Linked DNA regions of Homo sapiens: region 1 is linked to region 2. Evidence: chromatin loops called from intact Hi-C (ENCODE). Cell type or tissue: mammary epithelial cell. All regions are shown on one strand.

Region 1 (8,000 bases), 210 kb after region 2:
TGAGAAAAAGCGTCCTCATGAAGCATAAAATCTCGTGGAGAAGGCAGCCAAGCCAAAAAAAAAAAAAATTGCTGTATCAAGATGTAATATGATAAAGTGAAACAGTTTAATCAAGCTCCTTCATGACTAAATATCAGTTTTCTGTGTTAACTTGATGAAGATGGCAGAAAGGTTATTTTTGCTAAAGTAATTTAAGTTTTTCCCTGGCATGTTTGAAGAAAAGGCATCTACTTGCTTGGAGTATCCAGTTTCAAACTCAGCAAAGGCACTACTGTAACACAGCAGAACTGAAACTGGCACCTTTGGAGGCACGGAAAACATAACAGATTAGTTCAGGTCAAACAAGTGGCTTCTATCAGTGGTTGGGTTGTAAAGAATAAAAAGGGGGAAAAGTGAGGAGATTAGCAATGTCTCGAATCCCATAACCCTCAATCCCTTATGTCATCCATAGTTCTGACGTGGGTCTTGAGTTTCACTTATTTTTCTCAGATTGATGCTTTCAGCTTTTCTAACAGGCTGTATGACCTCTCAGGTGTCACCTTTGCTGTGGATGTTCTTTTTTCCATCTGCAGTGACATGGCATATGACTCAACCTTCAGAATTTGAAGTTAATGAAAAGGTTTGGATGATCCCAACTTTTCTCTTGGGCAGATAATAGCAAAGTTTTATCTTACTTGCCTCTCCAGCTTCCATCGTATATTTCAGGTTATTTTGCTTCTGAATAATGGCAGTGGTAGCTGAATTAGAAGTTCACTGGAATTCTGATCTCAGCTTTTCACTTGTTTTTAAAAATGCTTCCTGTTGCTTGTTAAATCTTAGTTGCTATTGTTAAGTAGCACACTGTATTTACAGTGAGTTAAGGAACATCAAGAAAACTGCTCTGGATTACTTTGTCAACCCTTTCACAGAAAGCACAGATATACTACCCTCAGGTGACCTAGGAGACAATGGGTTCCACTGTCATTGCTGGCCCACATTGTGTACCCAGATGGACTGACATTTTAATTTCTGCCTCTTTTGTGCCTTCCATTATCCTGGGGACCAAGGTATAAACGTGTCTGGAATCACAATTTGTGGAAGGTTAGTAAAATTTTGAAACAGGGCCAGGACCATTCAGTGCTTGAGATGGATGTTTTGGAGTCTCTCCAAATGTATGGGTTGTCCATTTGTGCCATGTGTCCAGACTGGAGTCTAGAATAGACAGTTAAGACAAAATTATGCTTACTGCAGGCTAGTTTTACAATGGAAAAAAACTGAAGGGAGCAGTCTGGAGAGGGTTGCCTCTGTGCTTTAGAAGGCTTGTTCCATAGAGGAATGCTGCTTGAATGTAATAAGACTTTAGGATCCTTAGGAGGCCATTACTATATAAAGGATGATTTAAATGGAAAATGATGGCTAAGACTGAAAAGGCTCTGGTTGTTGGCAAATGTTCTGTCTACTCAAAAGGAAGATAATTCTATGTAATAAAAAGGCAGGGCGTTTTTATTCAGCCTGAGTTGGTATCCCAGCACCACCATGTATCAGCTGTATGAATTTGAGAACGTTAACTTGCTTCTCAGAAAAGCAGTGGTATTATGAAGTTAGGGTTAAGTGAGTTAATATGTATAAATGTTTAGCATGATGCCTGACACATTGAAAGTGTTCTGCCAAATCCTATGAAGAGACAACCTAAAATATAATACTCTAGTGGTTTATAAGGTTTTTGGGGTTCACTTTGGGAATTTGATGAAAACTGTAGATTCTTCCTCCTCAGGAAAATATATATATATATACACATTTTTTGCACAGTTTTAGGAAATTCAAAGATCCAAAGCAGTACAGTGATAGGTTTTAGGTTAAGATCCTTTGTTCTAGGCCAAGACCCATTCTCAAAAGAAAGAATAAGGTCCTCAGTTTAATTTATATTTTATATATTTTTGATCATTTGTAATCATAATCTCCTTTTTAAATTTGGAAGGGATCTTATCTAGTCTAAATTCCATATTTTATTTATTTTATTTTATTTAGCGGTAATGGTACTAAGGTCCTGAGAAAATACTTGGTATTTCAATTAAGCTGAGAACTCTTTATCAATTTTGCATTTCTATAATCAAAATTAAGTGCATTTTCTTTATCCACTACCCTTCATATTTGAGATCTTCCTTAAATTTTACTTATTTCTACTTTGTTCCTAATCCTGTTCTCTAAGATACATTTACAGCCCTCAGAAATTCATGTTTATTCCAAGGTCCATGATGGATACAACAATCTTTTCATTTCTGTGTATTTAAATTAGCACATTAAACTCTGCCCTGCCATATCCAGTTGATATTGTGGTATTTAATGGAAAAGAACCTTGTGCTGTGCTAGAGTAATAACTTCATCAGGTAGGAATTTAAATTAACAAAGACTTATTGAACACCTACAATGGGAGAAGCTTCATTCTATGTCACCTGGAATACATAAATGAACAGAATCCAGACACAGTGTGTGCCCTCATGGAGCTTAGAGTCTAGCAATGAAAATGGTCTTTCTTTCAGAAGAACATTCTGAGGTTAGAATTCAGTTCATGGATGGGGCCAGAGATGAGCTGCAAATTTTCAGCCATGTGAATGCCACCAATGTCTCCATTACCACTCCACAAGGACACTTGCTTTCATTTGCTTAAACAATCCCTGATTCATCATGGGCAGCGCAAAACACAGAATGACCAAAGTATGTCTAGGCAAAATCCCATAACTTCCCCCTGGCAGGAGCATGAACTACAGGTAGCAAATAGGACATATTTAGGTAAGTCATCTCTAGGCTTTTCACTGCAAAAAATATTTTTAAGCTCTTCTACTTTGCTACCAGGATAATTTGGGTGACTTTTGAGGAGAATTTTAACAATAGAGGAAAGGTTCTAGGGTTTAGCAGTTTGCTATAGTTAGAAGGTCGCAGGAAGTAGGGCAGATGATGTGAAAAGAAGCAGATTAATAAAAGGGATGGGAGACTGGGACATGAAAAATTGGAAGTATATCAGATATACGTGACAGGGCCAAAAGCAAGAGACATGAAAAGGCCTTGAAATCATGTAACATTGTTGAAACTGGTTATTCCTCAGAGCCCGTGGATCCCAGTGACATGTTAGCTCTTCTGACTTTGCATCACCAGTGGTGATTCATAGGCTCTAAGGAATTCACCTAATCTCACTCCTGAATGGGGTTAAATGATGTTGCTGGAGCCCTGAAGACAAAAGGCAAAAAGAACAAAAAGCTGAGCTGGCTGAGAGCTGGTAGGGTGTGGCTCCAGCCTCTACTCACCCTGAGTTGTTGCCTCATCTAGGGGAACGGACTGCTGGTCTTCATTTCAAAGCTACTATGGGAAGCACCAGGGCTATGGAAACTATGATACCAACACATAAAGGCATCTACCTTCTCTTTACTTTTTCCACGCAGAAAAATATTACCCTATTTGGTTACCCTCCATATCTAGAAACTTATTCTTGTTTGGCTAAATATACCCTCTGGTTCTTTGAAAAAGGGGAGAAATTCTTCCCAATGTTCTTAGGAGGAATGAACTCAGACTTTGCTTCAGCCCTTCTTACCTGTGATGCCACTGCACAATGAGCTAAGCACTATAGGTGAAAGACGGAAATTAGATTTATGATATCTGAGGAAGGTGAAATCAACCTAAATGAGTTGCATCATTAGCTCAAGGGAACAAAATCATTTACTTATGACCTGGTAAAGCAGGGACCTTTTCATGAGCATTCATAATCCATAGGCCGCAATATTTTTTAGCAGAGGAATTGCTTATCTCTTCTCCCGGTGACTGCTTTGATAGACAACATTATAAATATCCTATAGTATGGGTCTTTGGTTTTGTAAACAACCAGAAATAAATAAGGCATTTTGCCTGATGACTAAACCAGAATTACAAAGAAAGAGGCTTCTACAGACAGAAGGCAATCATAAAAGGCAAAGAAGACCTTTTAGAAGAACTGCGGTGCTTGGTACACACTTAAATACTTTTACCCATCTACCACCAAGGGGACCCTCTCAGCCCAGCCCCACATTTATAAAAACCAGACCTATTTATGTTTGGGTTCTTCCTTGAGTCATACAGAATATATTGGACATATTATCTTCTATATTTTGTTCATATCACAACAGGTAGTTGCTTCCTGCAGAGTGAAAGTAGGAATCATTACCTATGGCTAGTAGACAAAGCTCTAGAAGTATTCCAAAGCACTCGATCTCAGAGTTCCAGCTCTTAAATGGGAACAATATTTCCTTTTCATTAACTGGCAAACTGTAATTTTTCAGTTAAAAACTTAAAGAATGATCTTTAGCTTAGAAAAAAGAGAATTTGTTGGGAGCAGGACACATAAGGGTATATATACGTGTGTGTGTTTTTGTGTGTATACACATACACTCATCTTCATACACATGTAAAGCCAAATTTTAGAAATCATCTTTCTTCATCTAGAGAGAGGTTAGAATGAAGAATACATTCGTGTCATTTAATTTCTCCATGACCTTAGCTTCTTCATTATTCAACAGTATCACTGACACTGAGTTCTCTCAGAATCTGACTGGATAGACTAGCTAACAGAAGACAAAAATGTACTTTGCAAACACAAGTGCAATAAAGATGTTTAATGATAAACCCTGAGTGTTATCAAGCACTTGAGGCCCTTTTAAATCAAAACAAACTGTCTTGGTAAATGGTACTAGGGAACCCAAAACATTAAAATTCAAGTAAATTTCGATTGCTGTTTAAAAATACATTTTTGTATGAAATCTTTTAAAAATAACACAAATAGCTAACATTTACTGAGTACTAATGATAGGGGAGACACTGTTCTCAGTGCTTTACATATGTCTTTTAATTTAATCCTCACAAAAAAACCCTATGAAGTAATGAAAAATGAAGTTTGAGGAGTTTTTGAACAGTGACTAGATTATACAATATTGAGGTTAAAAAAAATGGAAAATTTTCAATTTCACCCTTATAGAAGTCTTAGGCAATACATTTTAGGTCACAGCTAAAGTTACACTTGCATAATGAGAATGTTTCCATTTGCTTCCATTCCTGGACACTCTAGTTCCCCATAGACATGTGGAATGTCTAGATGTTCATGTCTTCACTGAGAAATAGAAAATGCAAAGTGACAGGTCTGGTATATACAGAAATAACAGTAGTGCTATCTCATCAAGAGCAAGGCCAGCACAACCACAACCCATCTAGTACTGCCCAGGGAGGCCATTTTATTTTCTTCACCATACCTGAAAAGTGGCAGAGCGAAGTACCTCGTTTATTTTCCAAATGTTTAATGAAACCTAAGAACTATTTCACATGTCAGATAGAAAATGAGTTCAAGGGTTGCTGAGCTCAGCATGAGTCCAGGATAAACTAGGGGAGGAGAGAGCGAGAGAGAGAGAGAGAGAGAGAGAGACAGAGAGAGATTTAGAAAGGAAAGGAAGGAGCAGTGCCTTCCGCAGAGACTGAGGAATACGATGCAAAGGAATGGAAAACCACAACAGTCCAGCTCTACTGTGATTAGCTGAGGCTCTTCTAAAGCCAGCGATTGGCCCTAAAGAAATGTATCAGTTAGTTGTCCAGGGACATTCTACCTCTGGCAAGTTGAGTAAAATTAAAACATTTACACATATTTACATTTCTAAAACTAAATGACTTCCTAGTATACACCTGGTCCCCTTTATAACCACCCCACAGAGGCCACCACAGTGATCTTTAATTTGTATCCTGAGACAAAGTGCCCTCATTCCCTTTGTTTTTGTCCTGACTACTTCCTTCTTGAAAACTTTTGAGGAAATTTAACTTTGATTTTTGTTTTTATTGCTTTGTTTTTCTTTTTCGTTCATAAACTCTGGGAAATCATTAAACCGGACCTGCAGGCATTAAGTCTGAATGAAGGATAATGTGTGGAAAAGGAGAAAGCCTTTGTCTCTCAGTTTTCTGTGTAGGCAGTTGATAGCACACACATATTAGAATCACTCTAACATGAAACCTGGAAAGGAGAAGCACTTTGGGTAATAGATTACTGATTGCCGTTCTCTAACTTGGAACAAAAAAAACGTTCTAAAAAGTTTGAGGGTTTTGCACAGCAGACATTCTTAGTGAAACATAGACTGTAAGAATTTTTCTGTGTAAAAACTGAAATGGGGGTTTTCTGGCCGAGTGAGTTCTAGTTCTTTCTTTTGGAATGTCCTGACTTTCACATCCATTTACTAATGAGAACTAAGGGTAATATTTCATATGTATAAGTGCTTGACGTGGAAATGAAGGAAGATTATTTCCGTCAGTCTCTTTTGGATGAAAGAAACAGAATTAAGTTACTTCACAAAATCAGCAGTGGGAGGAGATTAGATCGGTGAAGGAAATTATTACAGAGATACACAAGGACTGGAAGTGGAAACACACCAGGATTTAAGGAACTCTAAATACCAGTGTCTTAGCTTCTTTGCTTTCTTTCTGTGCCTTGCCCCCTCCTCCTACCCCTCCCAGCTTCCTCACCCTTTACTTCCTATCCGTTCTGTTCCTTCTTCGTTTTAGTTTGCATATGGTTCATGACATCCTCTTACAATCTGACTTTGCTGCCAACTGGCTTAGTATCATAGTTTCCTGATGCCAAATCTCCAAGAAAGGAATCTGATTGGCTCAGATTATCATTTTGAGCTAGTCCATACAGATGGATGGCTAGGTTACGGAATGACTGTCTTTGAGTCAAGCGTCTATTCCTCGGTTGACTCACATAGTACAGAGCATAATTATTTAGAATAAGGCCACCAGCAGAAAGATTTACTTAGAGGAGGCTGTGGATAAGACAGGTTGATATGAACATCTTGAATTTGCTGGCAGGTTATGTGGAAACCAGTTTATTCATCTTATTTCTAGAGAATCTAATCCCAGCTTATTGCAATAGACCTGTACTTGTCTTGATATAGCATGTGAAAGTACCAACAGCACCTCCTTCCTCTACCCTTAATTGTTAATTTTATCAACTTTATCTTCATCATGTCCATCACTTTATCTCCGTGACTAGCCAAGTGCCTAGGAATCTTCAGACTTATATCTCAGAACATTTGGAATTTTGACTTGGGTGCCAACAAAGGTAGTTTTCTTATCCAAAGATCACCCAAATATTTTTCACGTAATATGCCAGTGGGTAATAAAATACTAGAATAGAGAATAATGGGTATGTGTTTGCCTATTCTCATAGCATTTATTTCAATAGGTGTCCAGTGAGCTATATTTGGTAAATGTATGAGAGATTTAATCTAGTGGACCTTATTGTTTGGTAACCTAACACAGATAATTAGTTCAAAGAATATTTATAAAAATGACTAACTGAATAATGCCAAAGCATGATTTTATAACACTGTAAATCCTGGTGGCATCAAGCAGATCTGGGTTCAAATCAGAGCTCTACCTTGTGTGACCTTGACCAAATTTTCAGTCCCTATAAATCACATTTAAATAGAGATAATAATAGCTACTTCATAGACGTTTTATAAGTATTAGGCAAAATAATTTATGTAGGTTATTGAATAATTATTGGCACATACTAAGTACTCAGAAAATGATAGTGGTTGCTTCTATTACCATATCTATGATGATTATCATCACTACCATGAAGGTTACGGGGATTACAGAATATGGATTAGAAATATGATGGTTATCTTCAAGTACTTTACTGTCTTAAGACAGATAATATCGATGTACTTGTTAGAAATTGTGCACACATATCACTTGCACATATACAAATGGAAATCAACAGGGTGGGGGCTAAGTGTGAAATGCTAAATGTTAGATAATAAAGTGATATTATTTAATTCGGAAAAATAGATTAAAATTTTGGTGAATTTTTAATAGGGATAGTGCCCCTCAGAAAAGAAAGGAAGATTTGCACCCCTCATGGAAGTTTGCCTACTGCAATGTAAAAAGCCAGGATACATAGGAGTTTTGCAATTGGAGCATGAACTATATTAAAATGGGGAACTGAAACACTGGGA
Region 2 (8,000 bases):
TCTTCTAGAAAGAGGAGAAGTATAGAAAAGTAATGAGAAAATAAATAGAAAAATATATTATATGTTGGATGGCAATAAAAAGTGCTTTAGAGAAATATTAAGTAGAATAAGGGACCTAGAGAGTACTCTGGGATAAGGGGGATGAGGCCAGAGTGGTGGAGACACCACCCTGATCATCAGAGCTGATCACCACACTTACTGTTGAAATATTAAAATATATCCTTACCGATTGTTAGACAAGCATGGCCTGAAGCCACTCTACTGCTGCCCTGTCCACCACGTTGGCTGTCCTGGCTCCTGTTTTGGAATACTTCCCCCAGCTCAGCCATGAAAAGATAAATTCCTGGCTCAGGAGGGGACAGCCAGGTCCCTGATCCTGCCCTGTACCCTTGGCTGTTGTGATTGGTCAGTTCTCATGCCAAAATGTTTAAAAGATACTACAAATATCACTCTTGCTGGCATGTCATTTAAGCAGGTCTCCAAGGAAGTAAGGCCAGAAGCCATGGGGGTATGTGGAGCAAAGTATTCCAGGCAGAGGAAACATCAAATGCAATGGCCCAGAGGCTGGAGCGTGCTTGGTGTAGTCCAGGAAGAGCAAGAGGCCGCTGTGGCTCCAGCGTGGTGACCAAGCCTTCCGGAATGTAGCAGATAAAGTCAGAGTTGTAAGGGGAGTTGTGGATCACATAAGGCCTTATAGGCCATTTATATCCATTATTTCTTGCCACAATAATTCTGTATTTAAAAAAAAATCAAGCGGCTTAAATCAATAAGCATCTTCTACTGCTCATAAGACTATCTATGGTTCAGCTGAACTCTGATGATCTTGACAAGGCTCAGCTTACCTCAGCTGGTCTTGCACATTGAGGATCAGGTGTTGGCTTGGCTCAAAGCTGGCTAGTCCGGGGTGGTCTCATTCCCATATCTGACTGTTGACTGGCTGCCAGCTAGGACATGTGACTAGACCACATGTCTCTCATCATCCTGAAGGCTGGCCCAGGCTTGTTTACATGGGGACGGCAGGGTTCCAAGATGCCCAGAGGTGGCACATTGTCATTTATGCTGCATTCTGCAGGTCAAAGAAAATCACAGGGCCTGCCCAGATTCAAGGGGTGAGGAATAGACTCCACCTTTTGCTGGGAGGGGCTATACAGTGGCTTTGCAAGGGAGGCAGATACAGGAAGGGGTGGATAATTGCAGCTGTTTATGCAATCAATTTACTCACCATTGTAAAGACTTTGACTTTTATCCCAAGTATTAAAGGATGCCATTAAAATTTGGAGGAAAAGTGGGTTGTCATATGATTCGCTTTACATGTAAAGTGATTCCTCTGGCAATTGTGTTGAGCATAGACTATAGGGGGTAGGGACAGAGGCAGGGACACAGGTTAGGAAGTGTTGTGACAAACTGGGAGGGAGAATGGTGACCTGGGAAGTGATGCTAGTGGTGGAGTTGATAAGAAGTAGCATATTTTGGATTAGGTTACAGTTGAGCCAATGACTTATGTGTTAATTAGAGAAAGAGAGGTGTCAAGGATGGCTCTAGGGCTTTTGGCCTGTGCAGCTAGTAAAGTAGAGTGGCCATCAACTGAAATGGAGAAAGTGATGGGCAAAGTAGGCTTGTGAGGAAAAACTCAGAGCTTCTTTTGGACATACAGAACTTCATATATCTATTAAACATCAAAGTGGCAATGTCGGTTACGCAGTTAGACATGCTAGCCTGGATTTGGGATGGAGAAATAAATGTGGGAGTTGTTGGCATGTGGATGGTGTTTAAAGGCATGAGAGCAAATGAAATCACCGAGGGAGAGAGGGTAGTTCGGGAAGAAAAGAAGACAAAGGACTGAGTCCTGGAGCCCTCCAATGTGAAGAGGAAAAAGCTTCAAAGCCTCTGAGCAGCAACAACCAATGAGATTGAGGGAAAGGCAAGAGGTGTGGTATTGTGGAAGCCATGTGTGGAAGGCACATGAAAGAGGAGTAGCTGCATGACCACCACATTGAGCTTCCGGCTGAGGAATTCTTGGAAGACGGAGGGCTCTGGGTGCTTCTCTGGAATGAAGATACGTCTTTCCTCAATCTTATGTATATTAATAGAAAAACATATGGTCTTAATCTTTGCCAGAGGATGTCCATGAAAAACAGGGAAGTTGATCTGCTGCAGAGGAGGGGCCCTTTCACGTCCTTTTGCTAGAATTCTCCACGGGGCTGTTTCCAGCTCCCAGGACAGGAACCTCAGCCCCACTGCTGTGCAGCAGCCTGTGCTTCTCCACAGGAAAGAGAAGCACCACTGCTTGGAATGTTGTAGACACCAGGAAATGTTGGGTAAAGAGCAAGGGAATGAATGAAGGAATGAATGAGTAAATCAAGAGTAACCATGGTTAGAAGCTGTGGTTTACAAAAGAGAAAATGAAATAAACCAGGCAAATATTGGGGCCTGAGAAAGAAAAAAAAATGTGGGTGGCTTGAAGTAAAAAGTTTTCTGTAAGATTTGCATTGTTCACCACCAAGGCCTCTACCCGCTGAGACCTTCTCACCCTCTACCCCACCCTCAGAGACCCAGCTCCCCATTCCCTGTCCTAACTCTGCAAGAGTTCCTGGTTCTTCCTGAGAGGTAGATGGTCATTAAACATGGGGGAAAACAACCTAGATTTAAAGTGCAGAAATCAGCTGGATTATAATCTGAGTTTCATGAGATCGTTGTGAAGATTTTTCTACAATGAGGTTTATGAAAACATCTTGTAAACTCTAAAGTGCTATCCAAATGGAAGGACATGTATTTATTTTCCAGAGGTTAGCACAGGAAATATTCACTGTCAAATAGTGTCAGAAGGGAAAAGAGAGAGCTAAAAGATAGCTTCACACCAAGGGAAATGCAAGGTGGAGGCATAGACTTAGGAGAAAGGTAGCAAAGTCAAAAGAGAAGAGCTAGTTGCAAGACTGCAGCCATAAATTGTGTTGGGATAATGCCTTTACTCCCAACTCTTTAGTGAACTCACTGCATTGATGAGATTTGTGGCTCAAGTGGATTTGATTTACCCCCAAGTAAATTGGCAGCTTTGAGGTAGATGACATGCGATAAGGGAGGCCACGTAGTCTCAGGAGTGGAAGCTCTGAGAATGCTTAGGAAGTGAGGCTGGGAGACAGTATAGCAAAGAGCTTTTGATGGACACTCACTGTGAAGTAGAATTCAGGCCAAAGAGTAGGAGAATCTCTGAGGGGAAAGCAAGCCTAGAGCGGAATTTAAGTCACACACTTGTATACAGTAGGGAGTGAAAGATTTGGTATATATAATAGATGCTGTAGGACCTCAAATGAGATGACTAGAGTAATATCTAGAAGGGATTCATTGAAGAAACACTTTCTCATTTTCTACCTTCTCTCCTATGCCCCTAAATCTATTACCATCTTTGTTTCCCTGTCATCCTCTCTCTTTTCCTTTTGTCCTGCCTGTGCCTGAAGGTGTCTATGGTTTTAAAGATTGAGTCTAAACAGCGGTCTCACCAACGCCCTCCCTGGGTCACTCCCCTCCTTTGCCAGAGCCGGCATTGGCACTGCTGGGAAAGAACTCTGCGCAATGCAAGGCAGACTGCATGGACTCGTGCCTGACCCTATCCCCACCCCATTCCCATGCCATACTATTCACCCTGTCAGACAAAAAGGAAAAATGCTGGCACCATGCAGATGATCCAGAACAATGTCCACAGTTTCCAATATAAACTGTGCAGCTCAGGGCTCCCACCCTGCCGAGCGTCCAGTAACTTTTGCTGAGCCATCCAAGCCCAAGGGAAAATAACCCACTGTGAAAGAACAAAGGCAGCCTTAGCTCAGGCCTGTCCCCACCAGTCAGGAGAGGCAGGCGACAGCACCTCTGGGCCAGTGCGGTCCCTGGAGGGCGGCCAAACAGGCTGTTCTGAGCATGACAAGGCAAGGGAGGGGCCCAAGAGGCCCCAGTCAATGAGAAATAGATCTGCCTGAGAAATAATAATGAATGAAAAGGCGCAGTGACAAAGCCTTGCCTCCGAGCTGGTTTGGCACACCCTCAGATCTAATGATATGTTCAGAAAGAAAAATCCACAGGCAAGATTTGGAATCCTTTAAGCCAACTAGTCATCCACAAACAGGCCCAATGATCTTGGTTTTACCAGCAGGCATTCCAAGAAAGGGCTCTTGGGCCTGACAGCTGTCCTTCTTCAACAGGCTCAGCACTTGTCAGTGCTGGAATGTGAAATAGCCTATTTGGGAGCAGAGGGATGGACTAGATGAACCTATGAGCTCACGTAATTCCAGGTCAAACAGGCAGTGAGAATGAGACTAGTACCTGTGACTGTGAAAAGACATACTGGTGAGGGAATAGAAGCAAAGATCAGAAGGAGGGGTCAGGAGGAGCAGGGTCTTTTTCAGTTCTCAAATATTTGCTGAGCTTTCCTTGAGACTTGAGAGCTGAGCACAGTGAGGTTAGGGGACAAAAATAACAGATGCCACCCCACTCTCAGAGTGCTTATGAGATTATCTACCTAAAAGTGCCTTAAAAAACATTTTAAGGGGGTCAGAGAGTATTATTGTCATTACCAAAGATGCCTGGAGATCATCTGACTCTGGATCCAAGTCTGATAGCTTGGTGGAGCTGCTTGGAAGTGGGTATTGAGTTTGTGAAGGCTTGCGTGGGTTCAGGCTCAGCAAAAGGAATGCGTTGATTCATTAGTGCTGTTTGTAATGGATAGAAGGGAATGCTACATATCCAATGACCTGAGTTCCAATCTAATTTGGCCTATTTTACAAATAAAACAGCTGAGTTCCGGGAAGAGGAGATGGCAAAGTTGAACAAAATGGGCACTAGATTGTCACAGCTAAGCCTTCGCTCACCCTGCCCTGGGAGAGCAGGACAGATGAGCAAACTCCAGGAGATGCCGGCGATGCCACACAATCGCACAATCGTAGGGAGGAAGAGAGAAAGGAAGGGAGGGGCTGGGAAGGCTTCTAGAGGCCACAAAGCAGCACCATGTAAACACATACGTGGTTTCCAATGAAACAACAGCTCCCACTTAACCCTCCTTCTCTTTTCCTGACCATGGAAGGTTGAGGTTAGGTTGCCAGGAAAGTGGCAAAACTTTCCCATAGATCCTACCCTGGGTTGAACTTTGAAAGAGTATTATAGATTTCTTAAGAAGTGAAGTGTTACAGGCCACAGTTTATGATGATTAGGTGAGAGTTAAAGCACACATTTTATTCTACATCATAATAGAGCTAGTTGTATACCAGTCCCTCTTTGTGAAATTAAAGATTTCATGAAGATATTATCCCTGCATTACCCAGCAACTAATAAAATTGTATAAAGAGTAGGCATACAGTGAATATTTATGAATTAGACAAATAAATGAAGACATTATTAATATCATTTTTAGGGAATCCAAAGATTAGCAGTTAATCTTCCAGCCAGGAGAGAAAACAAAAACACACTTGTAGTATTAAGTTTATTAAATTATGGAACTGCTCACTCAGCCATTCCAGCCAAGGAGCAAATAATCATAATCATAATCACTAACATTTATTGAAGAATTACCATGTGTTTTATGAGAATAAATACGTCAGGACAGATTAATTGTTTTAACAAGCAATTCTAAAATATCAGTAGTTAAACCATAATCCAATACAGATTGAGAGGGGCAGAGCGGGGAGTGCTATGCTCCAGTCATTCAAGGACCCAGGCTCCTTCCATACAGTGGCTCTGCCTTCTCTGAACCCTAGAGTTCTCTTCTGGATCCTCTGAATCTACCAGTAGATGAGGAAAGAGAGGGTATAGAGGATTATAAGGAAGGTTTTGGGGATAAGCCTTCGATAATGTAGCCTATATCTCTTCTATCCACATTCCATTCATCAGAGCTTAGTCACAAAGCCTCACTTAGATGCAAGGAAGTTGGGAAATGTAGTCTATTGGTGACTCATGAAGAAAAGGGAAAAGGTTGTTGGGTATCTAGCAAGTCTCAGCCACAAAGCATTATCTCATTTAGTGCTCAAGACAGCCTGATAAGGCAGATGTGATTTTTATTCCCATTTTGCAGATGAGAAACTTGAGGCTCAGAAATTAAAATAATTCCCAATATCACACATCTAATAAATGACAGAATTGAAAGTTGGTCCTAGATCTGACTCTAAAGCATATATTCTAGACCCACTAAGTTATGGACCTTCATAACTGAGGTTTTTCTCTTTTCCTTCCTATTTTTCTCTTTTCCTTCCTCACTACACAGACTCTCACCATGTTGATTTTGGCTCTCCTGGATCTAAACTGCTGATAATACTTAGCTATTTGGCATCAGAATATACATTATCTTATCTATTTTCCATTGCACTTCCATGTGGTAGGTATTATTAGCTCTATTTTACCAGAGAGGAAGCTGAGATTGGATGGGTTACATAACTTGGCCAAGATCAAACAGCTAATGAGAGGCACATTTGAACATAGTTGAATGCTGTACTGTGTCTTGCTCCTTGGCCTGGAACTTTGGAAGGCCTTTCCCTAAAAAATGTTTTTAATGACAAAAAATAAAATTGAATCCTAAAAAATGCAACAATCCACTTTCCCACAGAGCATCCCAGAGTGGTTGGCATCTGCAAGGTCAGAGGCCTCAAAACTGAGGTCAGACAAGCTTTTGATTCTTCAGGTCTGAATCCGTCCACAAGGTGGGAATATCAAATAAATTTTTCAGCTTCTGACCTTATTAATTGTAATTAGACTGGCATATCAATGCTTAAAGAGGTTCTTCCCAGCCGAAACCGTCCAGGAAATGAAGAGTCAGATAAATAACAAGGCTGACGCAAGGCTAGGGAAATACTCCAGACTCAACTAGGGGGTGGTCTCTCCAAGCCAACAGCATTATTCATGGCTGGGTCACTGGGTGCTGATGAGGAATCAACAGCTAGAGCAAGATTTGCCTGCTGGGCTCTCTTCTTTCCTCTCCCATCCTCACCCCTATCCTGACCTGCCTACCCTCCTCTCTCCTTGAACTATCCACTTGCACTGAGTTTCTTTATCACACCCTCTCCAGGCACTCAGGAGCCATCAGACATCATGTACTGCTCCCTGAGAGGGAAAAACAGGAAATGAATCTAATTAAAACTGCTGCACTGTAAAGAAGGAATTAATGATAAGAACAATAATGCAATCTGAGGACTTGGGCAAATTGGGCAGATAAAAGGAAAAAAAAAAACAACAGCAGATTATGAGTCTTTGAGGCAGTTGACGCTACAATATCTTCAATCATGCAAGCTGCACTGGTCATAGGAGCACACTGCAGAGCCCCAGAGCCTTGGAACTCCAGCTCCCTCCCTTCCCAATACCCTCCCAGGCGGAATTTTTCCCTTGACTACAGCCTCAGATTTTTCTTCCTAAGGATCTTGAACCCCATTATTTACTCTCAGGCCAGTCTTCATGGGATTGACTGTCACCAGCAGTGACAATCTATGAAGATGTAATAATCCTCCATGTTGGAATCTTTGAGATCATCTACTCCCATACCCAGGGAGGCAACCAGGGCCAGACAGTTTAAATGACTGGCCCAAAGGCAAACTGCTGGTTAGGAAGGGAGCCAGGACACTCAGGCCTACAGCCTTCAAGCTTGGAGAGTCTTTTTGCTAGACCACACTTTGGTGTGCAACTCCAGGTACATGAATTGGTAACAGATTCTACTCTATTATTCATTTTTTTTAAAAATCCTACCAAGATGTCTTGGTCAAAGTTTCCCTTTACTGCTTCTTGCTGGATGCCCAAGAAGCTGGTGGTATCTTTTTCTGTATCAGGTGAACTATAAACCTCTTCTCCTTCCCTTTCAGGCTCTTCCAGGAACCTGGGTTTTGTAATTTCCCATTTCTCCCAATCTAAACTACCTACCTATTTTGCCACCTACCTAAAGAGTCTGTCTTCTGACCTAATTCTCACAGTAATGAACTCATTTTACCTCCCTCTGTATCTTTCTCATGCCCTGCCAAGGATCCATGGTCCTTATA

What was found. A loop is a pair of places that touch in the nucleus more often than their neighbours do. Peaks named below come from ENCODE experiments on the same cell type or tissue, not always from the same donor. Only the 100,000 strongest peaks of a DNase experiment are listed, where the experiment ranks them.
Region 1: it touches region 2 in a loop (2.1-fold over the local background); 7 of 110 quality-filtered maps call a loop at or near these places.

What each region holds. Positions count from the first base shown.
Region 1 is chr11:95,240,454-95,248,453 of GRCh38, reverse strand. No RefSeq gene overlaps it. Among named protein-coding and RNA genes, the nearest start is that of SESN3, 13 kb to the right of the region's middle. In mammary epithelial cell, no CTCF peak of the experiment used is centred here; a DNase peak (open chromatin) is centred at 3,183; H3K27ac peaks cover 1,809 bases.
Region 2 is chr11:95,449,859-95,457,858 of GRCh38, reverse strand. No RefSeq gene overlaps it. Among named protein-coding and RNA genes, the nearest start is that of SESN3, 220 kb to the right of the region's middle. In mammary epithelial cell, a CTCF peak has its summit at 3,725; DNase peaks (open chromatin) are centred at 3,938 and 5,918; H3K27ac peaks cover 2,298 bases.